Linked DNA regions of Homo sapiens: region 2 is linked to region 1. Evidence: chromatin loops called from intact Hi-C (ENCODE). Cell type or tissue: Panc1. All regions are shown on one strand. Each heading gives the region's core, and the rest is flanking DNA. Links, peaks and the distances in the headings are about the cores only. Region 1 overlaps TAF3 (TATA-box binding protein associated factor 3). Region 2 overlaps LOC101928272 (a long non-coding RNA gene).

Region 1 (8,000 bases), core at 1-8,000:
AACCACTGACCCCCGTGATTCTGTATACGGTGCTCACCTACAGGAATAGGTAAGACTGCCTCTCTCCTCTTTCTCCTATGTGGACAATAAACTCATTTCCAAAAACAGCATTACAGGAACTCCTGCTACAATAAATAAGTTGTTCTTTCATATTCGATTCTTATAAAACCAACAAGAAAACTTTTAGAAAACAATATGTACTTTAAAATACCTGCTTATGGCCCATTTCATTGAAAATACCTCTTTACAAGGGTTCCTAATTAATTTTAGAGAAAACCAGGCCCACAGTCTGAAATACGAGGACCTCTAAATGTGAAGCTAAAGTATTGCTTTCAGGTAATAATTAATCTTGTTAAATTTAAAAACTGCTTCACAATATTTCAGAAAATTAACCCTAAACAATAATCCAGTCTTTCTCTTACTAAAATAGTCGATTTCATCACTATTTGGGAACAAAGAAAAGAAAAATATAAAACACCGCACAAAATTAATTTATCTATGTACAGATTTGTTCTTTTGGTCATTAAGCGTCTCCCTTTATTATACAGACAAGATAAATTATAAGTAAAAAGGAGGAAAACAAACTTCCTTTTTATAAATATAAATTTAAAAGTTTAATAGTATGATAAAAAAACTTAAAGAGAAAAATAAATAAAATAAAAGTTTAATAGTAATATAAGATTACTATCACTTGTTTGGAGTTCAATTATTTTCTGTCGGTAAAATTAGTCGTACAAGAAAAAAATGAATACTCTTAAAATTTGCTGCTTTTATTGCCTTCTGGATTAAAACAGAATTAAAATGTTTTCCATAAAAGTAAAAACTTGCCACTTTTTGCAATTTATTTTTCTGCTAGTAAAGATTTCTCCTCTTTCTTTTCCTTTTTGAGTAATTAGACACCAGAGGCTTTGGGGGGTAAATTCACTAAACTAGATATATTTTAAAAGGACCATTGTTCTGGTTTTTAAAGCTCTAATTTTCTTAATATTGCATTAGGACCACCACACAAAGATAACTTTTGAAAAGAGGCAGTCAACTTCTCTTTCATGCTACTTTTCAACTGGAGGCCAACAACCCCTTCGTGCCCGCTGGCTCTGGAAGGACAGCATCCGTTTTCAGTGGAGGTTTCCACACATCCTTCTGTACCTCTTGGTTTTCTCTTTCTTATAACACAATCAATCTAATCCAGCAATAAAATAAATTGACCTAATGTTGAGGAAAAATTATCACTATTCAGCCAGAAAGAGAAATGGCTAAGTAGGTGGAAATGTAGACCAATATTATAAAGATTAATAAGCCAAAGGCTCAAAGAACGTCATTTATAGGACTTTAAAAAAAAAGTTTACAATTTCCAGAAAGGATGTCACATGCTTATATTACCTGCAACTTAAATGGTTAAATAAATAAACAATGTATGGAGACAGAAAAAAAATATCGAGGAGGAACAATTATGACAGCAATGGTGATTATTTACTACCATATAAATAGTGACTGATAAAGAATACATAAAATCAATATGAAGATTGGTTTCAGTCTCCTTATTTCAATTATCAGCTAAGATAAGAAAGCTTCACTTAAAACAAGGAAAACCTACAAACTGCTATCTATAATTGAGTATCAAAAGAAAAACAGCACATTTTGAAGGATTAAGAAGCACAAATGCAAGCAGGCACCACAACATTCCAAACTAGAAGTCTAAAAAGTTTAGAAAGGATTTTTTAAAATGGCTGTACTGAAGAAGGAAAAAAACCCGAGCTCAATACATAATTTCTTTAGTTTATGTGTTTTGAACAGTTACATGATACATACAGCTAAGAAATCGATGAAAAAAGTTTTCCATGTAATCTGCACCTAGAAAAGAAAAGAAATGCAATCTACATTTCACCTAATGTTGTGGTCATGTTTTGGGCCACAGAAAATTAACTGAAAAAAAAAACTAAGACAAAACATATCTGTTAGAGTCCATATTTTTAATATATTAATTAATATAATCCATAAAAACTATTCCTTTCAGTAAAAAAGAAAAAAAATCATGAAAATGTTTAGGATATTTTTGGCTTTAAATATATAGAGCTTATAGAGCTTATTTATATATTTAGGCCAGAACAGAAATTCTAAAATAATGAAATACTCACCATCATCCCTTGGTAAGTATAAAAGGTCTTTTTTTCCACACTATTCCCCACCTGAAGAAGCAGAAATCTGATTTATGCAGGAAAGCCCAGGGGTAAGATATATATAACTTCAAAAAATGATTGTCTTAACAAGTAAACTCAAGTAATATTTGTAATTTATAAATGCTGTCTACTAGCTGTCCTTTTGCATTTCTTTAAAAATAATTAGCCTCTAAAACTTCATCAGTACAAGTTTAAATGCAGAGCAATTAAGGATTTCCAAAAACATTGCTTTAATCTGCCCTTAAGTTTCTTTACTCTTTCTTGAAATGTCCGCAAAATTAATTGGACTCCTGAGCTCCATTCAGATAGATAAAACAATAAGAGGTATATTTTATATGACAAGCTCACAGCTTTAAAAAATCATTAAGAGCTTGGCAATAATATCTTCAATGCACTTACTATTACCTATTGATCCTAATGCACTTGACTTATCTGTAACGATAAAACTTATCTTGACCTTGCTGAATACAAATAGCCCAGACTAAAACCTGCAATGGCCTCTCGAGGGGAAACACAGCGGTAATCATGACCAAGATGATACAGGGAACCTAAGTGCTCAATACAAATGTGCCAACAGAATCAACATTTGTTTCAGTCTCACTTTGGTAATAAGAAATGAGAAAGCAACAGTTTTCTATCTATAAACAGCATTAAGTTCTTTTCTCTAATCAACCTTACACATTTTAATCAAGGAACTAGGACAGCCTCTGTCATGTCCTTCTGTTATTTGGCTGATTCTTCAAAATACCTGGTCCCATCTGCTTTATGACGTACCCTAAGGACAAGGGAGTGGGGGACTCCCCTCAAATTCGACACCCCCTTTTGACGGGGGGGGGGGGAGAACTCGGATGTCTTCCCTTGGGGACATCCATAACACCAAAGAAACTTAGATTTAGAAAATGACATTTTGTTCCAGTTCTACTAAACTATTCTAAATTTGCACCTGCAGTGACTAATGCATAAAAGATATTCCTAAATGTTTTTCTAAAATTACATGACAGGTTCCTCAACCATCTCGTTCATCTCTCAAATTTTACCCTACATTTTTATTGTCAAAGTAAATCACTAAGTAAACATTAAATTACCTGCTTTCCTAAGTCTGTGGATACAAAGTAAGTCAATGAAAGCCGTTTTCCACCTTTTAAAATAGGTCTGTTAGAGAGAAACACAATTTCAACAGAGCCAACTTTTTAGCTAGAGTATTTCATAAAGTTAGAAAAAAAAAATCTTGAAGAAAATACTAATTCCCTAATTTGATATGGCTATCGATTAAAGATTTAAAAACCCTAAGATTCCAGATTCTCAAATATTTTACAAATATTAAAGCACAGAATGAAATTAATTATAAACATATTAAATTATTACTTTTAATTTTTTCAGTTCCAAAAAATTGTATAGCAAATAATCTATAATTTAGTCTTGAAATAAGATTTCTGTTTGTTTTTAAACTACTTATAGAGACTTTGGGATTTATGGATAAATTATAACTTCATGAATTACACCTCTGACAACTCAAAATTCAGGCTTGGATTCTCTCTAAACTCCCTGCCCCCAAATATTTCCCAAGGCAGCCAGGCAATGAATGCACATTTAATGTTATTTTATATAACATATATGTCTTTTAAGAAAGAAAGAAATAACTTTAATTGTGCTTTAATACTATTTTAGTAGTTTGATATCTGTATCAAAATTGTATGATTTTAAGGCAGCGTGAAAAAGAAATTATATAAAGAATTTGCTAAGTAGATCAGTGGCTTTCTTAAGCAGTACACTAATGCAGATATAGTTTTGAAAACCCTGCAAGAATTAGTTGTCCTGTATTATTATTCAGGGCACCTGAAAGCAAGATATTATAACTATGGCACATTAACTCTGCTATTTCTCAAGATAGAACCAGGAGTTTTAAACGTTCCCCATTGAGTAATTTGCTCAGAGCACCTAAATGAAACATACTGTAATTTTATATATTTCCATCTACAATATTGCTTAGTGCTGATAAACGGCAATATAACTTCCTATATTTTAATAGGCAACAGTTCTGGCATTGGCTATACACGAACACAGACTTAAATAATAACGCCATCCACAAACTCTGCCACAAAGAATAAGGCTCCATTGCTAATTATACAGGGAACTGATTTTAATTACACAGAGAACATTGCTTTTAAAAAACACTTTCCAAACTGCAAAGGCGGAGGAGCGGGTAGCTACTGGGAAAGAAAGAAAAAAAAAAAAAAAAAAAATCAACCCAACACTTCTACCATGTTACAACAGTGCCCTCTACTGGTAAACTGGAAACTTTGCAGGTTAAAAAAAGAAAAATTAGAAAAGAATGCCAGGAAGAACAAACTTTAATTATGGAAATTTCGCTGACTTTCTTTAATATAAATAATGAAATTCAACTTGTGTCACTTTAAACCTAAATCAATATTTAACTTGACATGTGAAAAGCGTCCCGATTAAATTTATAGTTTTGAAATAACTGTGAATTTCAGAAACGTGGTTTCCCACTATATATCATCTGGCTAAAAGACAAATCATGTTTATTTTAAGTGATGAACAAATATTAGAAATATTTGGATAGTTAATCAATATTTCTTAATCTAAAATTCACATATTTAGTAAAAGAAATTAAAATCTAATTCATTAAATGTATGAATTTTTACTTCTCAGGCTGTCATGCATATAATGTCATGTCAAAATAGCAATCGTTGGCCTGGCGCGGTGGCTCCCGCCTGTAATTCCAGCACTTTGGGAGGCTGAGGTGGGCAGATCACCTGAGGTTGGGAGTTCAAGACCAGCCTGACCAATATGGAGAAAACCTGTCTCTACTAAAAATACAAAAATTAGCCAGGCATGGTGGCACATGCCTATAATCCCAGCTACTTGTGAGGCTGAGGCAGCAGAATCACTTGAACCTGGGAGGCGGAGATTGCAATGAGCAGAGATCACACCATTGCACTCTAGCCTGGGCAACAAGAGCAAAACTCCGTCTCAAAAAAAAAAAAAAAAAAAAAAAAAGCAGCAGTTATTTGTCATCAATTTAGATTCAGAGAAAATTTACTATCAATTTATTTATTTTAACCAGTAAATATTTCTTTAATCCAATAAATATTTCTGTAAGAATATCTGGTTTTAGGAACAATTAATATATGCTTAGCACACAGATCTCAATAATGAAATAGCCATCATTACTAATATTTCCTTTGTTTGAAGTAGAAATTCTACCACATATGCAAGTCTGATTTACAAGAAATAACAAGACTTCCAGCTACATGTATTTTAAAATCTTTGAATTTTATATTGTATGATAGGAAACTTTTAAGTGAACTAATAAAGTTTAAGAACAAGTATATTAAACGACTGACTACAGTGTATTACTATTTTTAATTTCTAGCAAAAATAAACTGTTATGTCTAGACTAAAAATTTTCCGTTGTCTTTCCTTATACAAAAATAATTTCTATCACAGATACATACAATCTAAGTCATGAAAATTATACTTCTGAAAGCAATATAAGAACTTAATAGCTTTATAGGAAACAATTTTTTTTCATATTACAAGAAACTCTGAGCTTCAAGAAAGGTAAGGCTTAGAATACATTCTTTTAGCATCTTAAATATGGAGTGGGGGTGGCAGGGCAGAAGAAGGGATCAAGAACAAAATGGCCCCAGCAGGAGACTGTCAGGGAAAAATGTTAAGTGGGGGCAGGCATGAGTGTTAAGACACTCAAGGAAAGGACTTAGAGAAGAAGTGAAGGAAGGCGAACTCAGAAGCGTGTCGAGTTCTGCCGCTCGTTAAGGCCTAAAAACTCAAGTCAGGAGTCTGTAGAAGTTTAACAAGTTACCATCCTAACTCTTCAACAACAGACCGCCATTTTTCACTAACAGTTACAGTTTCCAATTGTACAATGGAAATCAATAGAAAAATGAAGTTTACATTAAAAAATGTATTTTATAATGAACCACCAGAAAGTATCTTCCATCAGGCAACACTCACGTAAATAAATTATATTCTAACCGACCACTGGAAGAAAAGAAACAAAAGTAATTAGGAAAGCAGCAGAGAATTAACTATAAGTAAAAATGGAGAGAACATATCCTGATGGATCTGAATTTGTTTTTTAAACAATATACTCCCGGAAAAGTGAGAATTGGTTTCTAATATACAGTAGTTCCAAAGTACAACCAATGACTGATGAGAATTTCATGCTCAAAGAAGAAGGAATGATGGACTTGGGATCAGAGTTTTATGATTCCCTACTCATAAGAATGAGTTCAAAGTTAAACCTCTATTCAGTAATGTAATGGGAAAGACATGTCTTTAGAGCGAGTCCTTAAAGCAAGTTTTGTTTTATGCCAATACCTACATTACTATTTGTATACTAATACAAGCCGTTTTCATTTCTCCTAATTATCTAATTTTTTTAAAGATGCTCACCTGAAATCCCTAAAAATAAATTTAAATATGCAAAACTTGGGGTCGAAAGTAGTTCAGTAATCTCTGGGCCAACCAAAACCCAGGGGTCAGGCGTGATAAAAGAGGCAAAGAATTTTTAAAGAGCAATTTATAATGGAAAAAGTACAAATAGTTTATAAACATAAATATATTCATTGGTAATCAAAGGCATGCAAGACAGAACTATTTTTCACCAGTCTGCCAAAGATCAAAAAGGATAATATGCACTGCAGATGCAGGCACAGGGAAGGAGGCAGTCCGTGCTGCTGCAGGGGTGCATGCTGGGACAGCCTTTCTGGAGGGCAACTGAAATATGTATCAAAAGCTTAAAAAGGTGACAATCAACACAGCAGTTCTTCCAGGAATTTCTCTTAAGGAAATTATGAGAAAACGCAAATGGATGTGTGTGATTAAGAATGTTAATAAAAGCACTGTTAAAATAGTGAAAAATTCTACACAATCTAAATGTCACAACAGGGAACTATGTAAATTCATGATGGCACACACAGGTAATGCAACACTATGCTCCCATGAGGATAAGTTAACAGACATGGAAAGACCTTCACAATAAAATAAGCTGGGGAGAAAACCCAAATCAGAGCACAGAATATATGGTGTGATCTCATTTTGGAAAAAGAAATCAACATCTATGTACGTATGTATTTATGTGTGTGTATGTGTGTGTGCGTCTCTACACTCCTGCCTCCACTCCACACACACACAGACACACACACACAGACACACACACACACGGTAGAAGTCAGGAAGGATTATTCTTCATGGGATTATATGTGACATCTTTCTTTTATCTTATCTGTAAACATTTTTTATCTACATTTTAAAATTTTTCTAAAGTTACTATCTTCTAGAATATTTTTTATTTTTAAAATAAGTAGAATATAATGTGAAATCTTTAGATTAACAAGCAAAATAGGGAATTGTTCTACGATGTATTGTTTTACACTCTGAATTAATTATGAATCCAATGATCCAATCTTGGAAGGACCTTGCTAGAAAAAAATATGGAGTTATGATTAAAAGCATAAATTCTGGAGTCAGACCTTCATAAGTTTAAACCCTGCCACTGCATTTCCTAGCTCTGTGATCTTAGGAAATTTAGAGTTCTCTAAGTATGTTTTTCATCTGAAAAATGGTGATGTGAATACTTGCCTTATAAGTAAAACAGATAACAAAATCATAATTATTATATTAAATGTATTACTGTTCTTGTTTACTTGGTACTTTCTAGGTGCCAAAAGACATGGCACTAGGATCTTTATATAGATGATCACTTCATCTTCACTACTACCCTGTTATGTGGGTACTATTTATGATCTATATTTTCCATAAGAGGAAATGAGATTT
Region 2 (10,210 bases), core at 2,211-10,210, 1.3 Mb before region 1:
GAATAGCTTGCGTCTGCTCTATCATCTGATTAGCCCAGTATGCAGGCCAGGATCTCAGCGAGGTAAGCATGAGATGAAAATGAGCAAGTGGGAGTTTATTAGGAAGTGCTCTTGGGACTCACATCTGTAGGAGAAGGGAAGGAAGCAAAACTGTTCAGGGAATGAGGCTGGATGTGATACAGTCACAAGGAAGACCTCATACCCCAGATAGCTCCAGAGCTGGGTGGCCCTTCAAAGTGGTCACACGTTGAATCCAGGGACTTGCGTCTTTATACCCTCATCAATCTGTCATTGAATACGAAGGCAGGATGCATCCTTGAGCAAAGCAGCTCTCTTTAGCTGAGTGCAATTACTAGACAGAGGATTGTCAGCCAATGGCAAGCCCAGCACTTGGGACACTTGGTTATTTATTCTTGACCGGGCAACTGGGCAGAAACACTCAGTATCAGTGACATCTAGGTTTGTCTGGATGAATGAGGAAAACCAACGCTGGAGCACACACTGGTGCCCGTGTGGCCTTAACCTAATCAACATATGATTTAGAACCCTATCTCTTCTAAAGCATATATTCTAATAAGGCATTAGAATCAGAGAAGCGGCCTTCAAAAATGACAACATAATGAAATACTTTGCTGAGACATAAGACTGATTATTGTTATTACATTTCAAGCATTGAGAAAATATTTTTCTGAAAATAAACGTATAATTATGAATATAACAAGTTCTAAACTTTCAAGGGAATTGTTGTTTTCCACTTTTGTGTAAAATCTTTGTGTTTTTTTCATGTCTAAGGAAGTTTCCAGATGAAAATTTTTCACTGTGGCTGGGCATGGTGGCTCACATCTGTAACCCCAGCACTTTGAGAGGCTGAGGCGGGTGAATCATCTGAGGTCATGAGTTCAAGACCAGCCTGGCCAACATGGTGAAACCCCGTCTCTACTGAAAACACACAAAAAAATTAGCTGGTCATGGTGGCAGGAGCCTGTACTCCCAGCTACTTGGGAGACTGAGGCAGGAGAATTGCTTGAACTCGGGAGGCAAAAGTTGCAGTGAGTCAAGATCATCCCATTGTATTCCAGCCTGGGTAACAAGAGTGAAACTCCATCAAAAAAGAAAGGAAGGAAGGAAGGGAGAAAGAGAGATAGAGAAAGAGAGAGGGAAAGAGAGAGAGAGAAAGAGAGAGAAAGAGAGGGAAAGAGAGAGAGAAAGAGAGAGGGAAAGAGAGAGAGAAAGAAAGAAAGAAGAAGGCAGGCAGGAAGGAAGAAAGGAAAGAAGAGAAAGAAAGAAAGAAAGTTTTTCACTAATAGGTCTGTGCTTCTTTCTATTTAACACATTTGCTAACTTTCTAGTCAACAACAGTATGGTACCGAGATATGAGAAGCAAAATAATATGATTGCAAAGCCCCCAAATAATAGCAGCTTAAATAAAATAGAAGTTTCTTTCCCTCTCTCTCTCACACACAGATGTGAGCTGATGTGGGAGCTCTGCCCTGCTGAAGTTCTTAAGGGCCGGGCTTCTTCTGTCTTACTCTACCTCTCTAGAATATCACTTTCTTTGCATGGTCCACACAGTTTATTACAAGGTGCACTTTGCAGCCAGCAAGATAAGGAAAAAAATAAGTATTAACAAAAGCCACGTTACTTCCTTAAAGGACAAGACTTGGGAGTTCCACATCCTGCCTGCTCGCGCATCCTCTTGGCCAGCACTGAGTCACTTGGCCTCACCTGCCTGCCAGCGAGTCTGGGAAACGTGGTCTATAACTGGGTTGCCTTATGCCCTGAAAGTAGTAATATCTACTGTTACAGCCTATAGGAAAGGGTGAGTGTATAATTTAGCTCTCTCTTCCATGTGCTGTACCGACTGGGTTTCCAAAATCTGAAAATCTGAAATGCTCCAAAATCCAAAACCTCTTGAGCATGGACATGATACTCCAGAGAAATGCTCACACTGGAGCATTTTGGATTTCGGATTTTCAGATCTGAGAGCTCAACTGGTAAATATATTGCAGATATTCCAAAATCCAAACATTTCAAAATCTGAAACTCTTCTGGTCCCAAGCATTTTGAATAAGGGGAACTGAACCTGTATTCATAATGAATACAACAAACAACCACAAATAATCCTGGCATTTAGAATGAATGCACAGTGCAATTTGCTTTTGTAATGTGGTGGTACCACCTCAGAGATTCAGAACAAAATTAACTGATGGCATTTTTAAAACATTAGGTGAGGGGAGTATGGCAGTTACCAATCTATTGCCTCTTGGCTCCAAGGAAACCTGTATTGTCCTGCTTGTGGCTTCTCATCCTTTCTCCTTGGACAGTTGGCATGCCATTAAGCTTCGTTGGCAGAAGGCACTCGTGGGAACCTAGGAGAGGAATGGGTTCTTCCTCTTGGGTCCAGCCTGTGCTCACTCTCAGTAGGCTCCTGCAGTGTGTGGCAGCTGGTGGTGTGGCGGGAACCTAGCAGAGGAATGGGTTCATCATCCTGGGCCAGCCTGTGCTCGCTCTCAGTAGGCTCCTGCAGTGTGTGGCAGCTGGTGGTGCAGGACATTCCCTGACACCAAGAGGGAGGTTTCCCAATGTGCCATTTCCGGTAACAAATTCCAAGTGGGACTTGTGTGGGCATCTCTCCATTAGTGACGTCCCTCTGACACTCAAGAGGGCAGTTTCTCAGTGACTACTGCTGGCATGGCACCTCAGCAACTCCGCATCCCCAGGGCCACTGCCATGCCCTCTCCAGTGAGGTCTGGATCTCAGCCCTGGAGGGGCAGGGTCCTTTTCCAGATTTTTTCTTACCTTGGGTGTGTTCTCTCAGCGTTTGGAATAGAATCTGCTATTCTATATTCTTTAGAATTACCTATACTTCTTGGTATCCCAAGCTATGATTCCAATCCTCTGTTACAGTTAAAAAAATTGTATTTTACACATTCTCTATTGAATTTACTGGATAGAATCTGTTTCCTGATTGAAGCCTGTCTGATACCATTAGGGAAGTCGGTCATATTAAGATAGCCATAAGGGTGCCACCATTTCCTATGTAAGATACAGGCACTTATGGCATCTTCCTGTGTCATTTTTGAGGTCTATTGCTCATGTTAAAGCTCAGGTATCCTGAGGATTTTGCTCTAGTAAATGTCATACAAATCGAGGAATACAGAAATTAATTGCTTCTGTATTAAAACGTTGCTTGTTTGAAAGTACTGAGAATTCATGGGAAGAGAATTAGTGTGGGTGTTTTAAAAAATTAAATCACTGTTATGCTTTGATATTTTCCATTCTTTATCAACATCAGATAAAAAGCAAGCCTTTGGAGTTCCTCCAAAAATTAAGTTTCTTCTCCTACACTACACACTCTATGCTTTTAGGGAAGAATATTCACATTACATATAAGGAAAATGCCTCGTTTTGATAGGAAATTACAGTTTCTGGATTAGTGACATATTGTTTGAGATAGTCTTATTAGCTGCCCTGCATCCCTAGCCCAGATGATGTTTTCAAACACTGTAGCTCTAGAAATCAAGTTATATATGCAACAAAATTTTGCCAACTGCCCTTTTAATTAGGGTGTAATGCCAAAAAATATTATGATATTATTTTCCTTTTTCCAAACTAGCATCTGGCCTAAGAGAATGACAGCAGAGAGATAAATTTCTTGAAGTCAGGTATATACAGTAGGGAAAGTATTTTCTTCTATTCATAGTTACCATTATTCTTATTTATTACCTGTTCACATTCAGTAAATTTAGCAGAATTATTATTTATAGATTGTAAAAGATTTTTTTAAAACATAATTTTGTCAAAAATATATATATTTAAAACTAGAAGTAATCTATTTTGGTTTTAGCAGCAACTTTTGCTTTGTATATTTTTGTCACTGTGAAACATTTTTTACTTTGATTCAGTTTCATACATTTTTAAAACTACCATCTAAATGCGATTTTGGAAATCTTGTAAGTGTGTTGTAAAGGAGGAGGACAGAATGTTTCGCTTTTAATGAGGCCTGTTTTCATACTGGATTGCATCCATTGATATTCTTATTTTTCCATATTTTGCATCAACTGTCCATTGAGGTTTTTAATGGTTTACTTTACTTTTTCTATTTAGATCAAATTTACAAGCATAAAACATTACATAAATTTAGGTAAATCTCCTAACTTCATCAAAACTATATATAGATATTTGATGGCCAAATTCTGTGGACTTTGGCATTGGAGGGTAGCGGTATGTGGAGTCAATGGATGGGAATGGTGGCATCTTTATGACTTAATTTCCCAGTATAAAGTCTTTCTTTTTAAATAGTTAAACATCATAACACATTGCCCAGGTATTAGGTTCTTATAAATGCACCATTGTATTCTGGCTTTTTCTCCTACAGCCAATCTTAAACTATCTCTTCAAGCTCAGTGTAAAATATAGACAGGTAAAGGGGAAGATCTTGGTATGGAATCCTAGGAAGCTGCTTCAAGTTGAAATACAAAGTGAGACTTATACAACAGCTTTTCTACCAGTAATTAAAAAGCCTAATGTCTTTGGAGTATTATTAAGTTGACTGATTTTTGTACAGGACTCCACATTATCTTCATTTAATAACTTTCCAAGAAGTATTTGCAGAGGGAATAACAGTAGTCCATATTTAAGTGTGCAGTAGCCCCCCCTTTATCCACGGGGGCTACGTTTCATGGACCCCAGTGGATGCCCAAAACAACGTTGAACCCTATATATACCACGTTTTTTCTATACATACATACTTACGATAAAGTTTAATTTATTAATTAGGCACAGCAAGAGATTAACAACAATATCTAATAATAAAATAGAACAAATATAACAATATACTTTAATAAAAATTAGGTGAATAAAAGTTCTCTCTCTCAAAATACCTTGTTATACTATATTCACCCTTCTTTCTGTGATCTGTCAATCTGATAACCTAGAGGACTACCAAGTGACCAGGAGCGTACTAGACTATCTCCTAGATGCAGATTTTCAGGATACCAAGCCTTACAACAGTTTTCAATGGGAAGGGTATGAAAATGGCTTATTTCCACGGTTAAAATTTAAGGCAACTGCACTGCAAAATTCCAACCTATAGTTGTCAGCACTGAGTATATGACAATAATTCCTAGCAAGGGACAACTGAGATCCAGTGCCATGCTCTCTCTTAACAAGTCTTCCCATTCTTTCTTACTTTGTATTGTCACTTTGGGTCTTTTGCATGTCCAATGACAAAGCCATCACAAAACTCTCAAAAACTGATCCTATAATGACAGCAGTGTTTCACTTTATAAACTCAAGTACTCCAAACAGTAATTGAGATCAGAACAGAAATATGAACGGTACGTGTGCATTTTAAAATAATATTAGTAACAAAATGATTAATTTATTAAATGAACTAACCATATTGCCACACAAAGACAGCCCAGTATGCAGGCTCAAGGCCTGAAGAGTGGAATATAAACACATGTACTCCAAACAAGAAGAAAGTGGGCACTGGATAGCACTTCTAAGAATACTTAATTGTGTGCATATTTTTTTGTTGTTGTAATTTGGATGAATTCCAACTTTTCTGAAAGAAAACATTTGCTTACATATTAAGAAAATATATAGCAGAAAAACAGAAAGGTAACAAATACCAATTTTTTTCTTTTTAAAGAAAATATTTAAATTATTTTAATGGGTGAATATACATGAAAATGATCCATTCAGTTCACTCTGCTTAATAAAAGTTATTTCAAATAAAAAAGTCATTGTAAGTCAGGGTGTTACTATTTACATATCTTATCCATATTGTCTTTATATGTTTCTTCTTTATGTTGAAGCTTGTTAGCAGTTTATGGTTTGTTAAAAATGGCTGATGCCACTAAGCTCAAAGTAAATGAACATTTATGTGCCAAAGGCCCCCTATAGACTGGTTAGTACGTATGCCAAGGAAACAAATCTCAGATAACTGGATTTTCATTTTAGCTTTGTGGATTACCTTGAATGCGTTATATATTTGTATTAACATAAGAAAATATAAATAATGTCTTTCACGTAACAAAATAATTCTATGTCTTAGGTGAAATAACTCCACTCATATTTTCCCCTGCCAAATAAAAAGTGCTGAGCACAATCTTTCATGTAAGATCTCATTTCTCCTTTTAAACTTCTCCTATGAATGAAAACCAAATGGCAACGCAGCATTGAAAACCAATGCCTACAAAAAGTACACAGAGTTTGTAACATTAAAAAAAAGCAGGAGCTAATGACACATAACAGGTAAATAAAGGGGGAGGGGACCCCTGAACTTATACCAGGCGTCCAGGATAACCCTCTTGAAGTCTATTAGAAACATGCATTCATCAGTACAGCTCTTTGAAGGGCTTGGAAGATGTGAGGTTTGAAGGAAAAACAAAATGCTATTTTTTTTAAAAAATAAAAAGTGCTGAAAAGGTAGGGCTGCTTGAATTGTTAACCAATTCAAACCTAAATGTTCTGGGTGAGACCTCCATTGCAATTTACCCAGAAGGTGGGAGAAATGTTTCTGATATATGTGGAATAAATACAGAAATCAGCAACATAATAGAAAAACAATGTGCCCTTCAACATCAAACTGACAACAGGAAAAATCTCTCCATGTTCTTCTTTCTTAGTTCATGCGTTTATTAAACACACACATGTGAACTGCACCAGGTACTCTAAGTTGGAGAGCTTAGGTTGGTATAATCACAACCTTGGTGTGAGTCCATATCAATACATCTTTGAGTTAATAGTAATGCTATTAAAATAAATGGGCCGAACCATTGCGATTTTTAATCACTAGAAATTCCCTGATCTTATAAAGAGTTGCTCATTTGGAGTCCATTTTAAGTACTTTAAATCTTCGTTCAAAAATATTAGTAAATTTTTATTTTGCCTACACATTTGTTCATTCTACACACGCTACATCCAAACCTAGAGGGGAAATAGTAAAACTAACTTAAAATGAAAGATACTTTAACAACTACTTCTGCTTGCTTATTACATACATTGAATTGTTAAGATAGAAGAGAAAATAAACAAAGTCATTGTATTTTATTTTCTATGTAGGACACGGTGTCCAAGCAAAACAAACGGGGTTTGGTTGAACATGCAATACCGGATGTCGCCACTGGATGGCAATGCCAGCTTTTGTCTCTAAAATGTGCATGGTACCTTTGATGAGATTTAGCGCCACAACCCTTGGGTCCTAAGTTTCTCAGGACCATCAAAGTGTAAATACGCTGGGGTGAGTCTCCAGCACACATCTCGCATTCCTTTGGGATCTGTCGTCTTCTGGTGCACCCGATGCTAAGGCAGCCCATAAAGCTTCCTTATTTGCTATTACTCTTTGGGAACCTGATGTTCAATAGAATGCCAAGTTCATAAGAAGAAAAAAGGTTACAAAGAAAGTGAATAGGAGGTGAGATGGAAGTACAAATAGGGCACCAGATTCCTTTCCGCTGCTGAATGATGTTAAGCTTGCACAGGACCAACATCTCAAAAATATACTTGTTATGAATTCACTTTCTACCATATAGCAAGAATAGCCTTCACTCTTTTCAGCATTTTATAGTCTAAATCACTTGTTCTCACAAGCTATACACACACACATTCTGACATGTATACACACTTCAAATAAATGTTTGTAGTTGAGACAATTAGCTGATGACAGTTTAGTTTTCCACAGTGAATTGGTTTTAAACTTACAGTAAGGAAAAAACCTTTGAAAACATTATTTTAGGTATACTAAAGAAGCTAAAGGTTTTTACAACGAATTTTGTGTGGTGTTAAAATATATAAATATCTAAATTTGTATTAATTCAAAGATTAATGATAATTATGAAGGTGTTAGATATTATCTGGAACAATGAATCACTTCTGTTCAGAGAAGGAAGGATTTAATGCCAAATAACTTTGCTTAGTTATATGGATGGGAAACATGAGTGGGGTAAAATGATCACATTTTTAAGGTAAAATAAAGAGGGAGAAAATTTGTGTAAATATATGAAATAAAAAAAATTGATAAATTTAATTATCCTTAGTTCAGGAAACACATTTATCTATAACTCCTTATTACTATTTTAACATATAAAAACTTTGGCAAGCAGCATGTCATGCTTTTCTAGTAAACAAAACTTAATAATTAACTTTTACAATTAGCTGACATCTATGGAAGTTACAGTTTGCACTAGGCCTCTTATATATCTTTCATTTGCTTGTGAAAATGATGTTCACACCCCTCTGATGGAAGATGAAATGGTTAAGAATACCACAGAATAGCAAAACAAAACTTGAAACAACAACAAAACTAGAATGAAAATTTGAAGCATATTATAGTATGTTTAAGTTTAGCTAGCACGGGAAAAAATGTTTTTAAATACCAAATTTCAAATTAAGTTTTCTTATTCTTCACAACACAAAACACTAGCTGAATAAACATATATTATTCAATGAGTAGTAGGCATATAAAAGGAAAATTTTCTCTCTGTTAATATAAGCCACTTTTAATTTTGCATGCACAGATTTTGTCACTAGATCAAGAGATATTTTTGCATATACCTTACATGGATATATTTGGATTTGTAAAAACAAACTAGGCAAGATAAAGCCAGGTTTTGAATATTTATTTTTTGTTTACTTCCCACAAGAAGTCCATACCTTATGGGACAACAAACCAGTCAAGTATATTTGGGGTTTCCTGATTAAGAACCAGAAGGAGGCTGGACAACTGTAGCTCACGCCTGTAATCCTAGCATTTTGGGAGGCCGAGGCAGGTGGGTTGCCTGAGGTCAGGAGTTCAAGACCAGCCTGGCCAACATGGCAAAACCCCGTCTCAGTTACTCGGGAGGCTGAGGCAGGAGAATCACTTGAACCCGGGGGCAGAGGTTGCAGTCAGCTGAGATCGCACCACTTCACTCCAGCCTGGGCGAAAGAGCAAAACTCCGTTTCAAGAAACAACAACAACAATAATAAGAACCTGAAGGGACTGCTTCTGTCTTTCCATCACACTGGCAGATTCTTGCATAGAAGTGTGGCCTTATTCAGGAGCACTTGGAAACAACCAAGGCAGATCTACTTTGTGCTCTTAGATAATTGACTGAGTAAAAATACTAATTTTCAAAACTTGCTTCACTTTCATCACAAAGCCAGATATAAATGGAGACAAAGTATTTGGTGCATATTTTAATTTTCTATTTATTTGAAAACTAAAGTTGTATGGACTAAACTTTGTTTACATAAAGTAAGGTGAATTTGTAATACTGTCATATACACATGAAATACTATCATATGACATTTCATATATATGACATATATATGAAAGTCTGTCTAATATATGAAATCAAACAGATAATTCAAGCTAAAATCACTCCCCTTGGGGATCAGCAATCTCCCTTTTAATGTATATATTGATGTATGATTTAAAAACTTTTCATTTTTTAGAGTCCTAAGTTTCAGCTTCAATTTTTCTAGGGAAAATTTAGTCAAAGGTTTATGACTTCAAAGGATTGAAGAAATACCCTAATCTGAAATCTTGGAAAATGGAAAATGAGATCCTAAATATTTTTTCTCGTTATCTGTTGACCTTATACCTGAGAAGTAACTTTTAATTTTAAATTTCTTAGATCACAAAAGGATATTTCAGATTTCAAGAAATCATTGCTTCTAATGCTTCTAAAACATTGATTGCTTCTAATGCTTCTAAAACATTGATATTTGATCTTGATATTGAAAACAAATATCAATGTTTTAGAAGCACTATAAGCAATAATTTCTTTCTAAATCTTGACACTCGCTAAGAATGTAATGATGAGAGTGAACAGTACTTTGAATTTGTGTGTTTAGGCAAGCACACATACACACATATATGAGAAGACACATGACTTCTAGGACCACATAACTCAGAGTAGGGCTATATGTTGATGTTGCAATTTGGGAAATGATGCTTTATATATATACATATGTGTGTGTGTGTGTGTGTGTGTGTGTGTGTGTGTGTGTGTGTGTGTATATATATATAAATTTTGCATGGGATGGCGTTTTCCCGCGACTTATATGTTTGCCTGTTAATGCATGACAATAAATGCCAGTTGCATTAAATATGTCATTTAAGGAATAGAATATTAAAAGTGTATCACTGGATATGGACTTTGCGCTTGTTCACACACACCACCACCATCCCACAGAAGAAGACAGTGCAGACAGAACC

The links. Peaks named below come from ENCODE experiments on the same cell type or tissue, not always from the same donor. Only the 100,000 strongest peaks of a DNase experiment are listed, where the experiment ranks them.
Region 2: it touches region 1 in a loop (10-fold over the local background); 90 of 110 quality-filtered maps call a loop at or near these places.

The regions. Positions count from the first base shown.
Region 1 is chr10:7,868,634-7,876,633 of GRCh38, reverse strand. All of the region lies in intron 2 of TAF3 (TATA-box binding protein associated factor 3), which reads right to left. Among named protein-coding and RNA genes, the nearest start is that of TAF3, 54 kb to the right of the region's middle. In Panc1, for the core only: CTCF peaks have their summits at 4,255 and 4,454 (motif pointing left); a DNase peak (open chromatin) is centred at 4,399; H3K4me3 peaks cover 459 bases; H3K27ac peaks cover 239 bases.
Region 2 is chr10:9,206,313-9,216,522 of GRCh38, reverse strand. All of the region lies in intron 4 of LOC101928272 (a long non-coding RNA gene), which reads left to right. Among named protein-coding and RNA genes, the nearest start is that of LINC00709, 64 kb to the left of the region's middle. In Panc1, for the core only: CTCF peaks have their summits at 4,879, 5,078, 6,934 and 7,143 (motif pointing right); a DNase peak (open chromatin) is centred at 7,142; H3K27ac peaks cover 850 bases.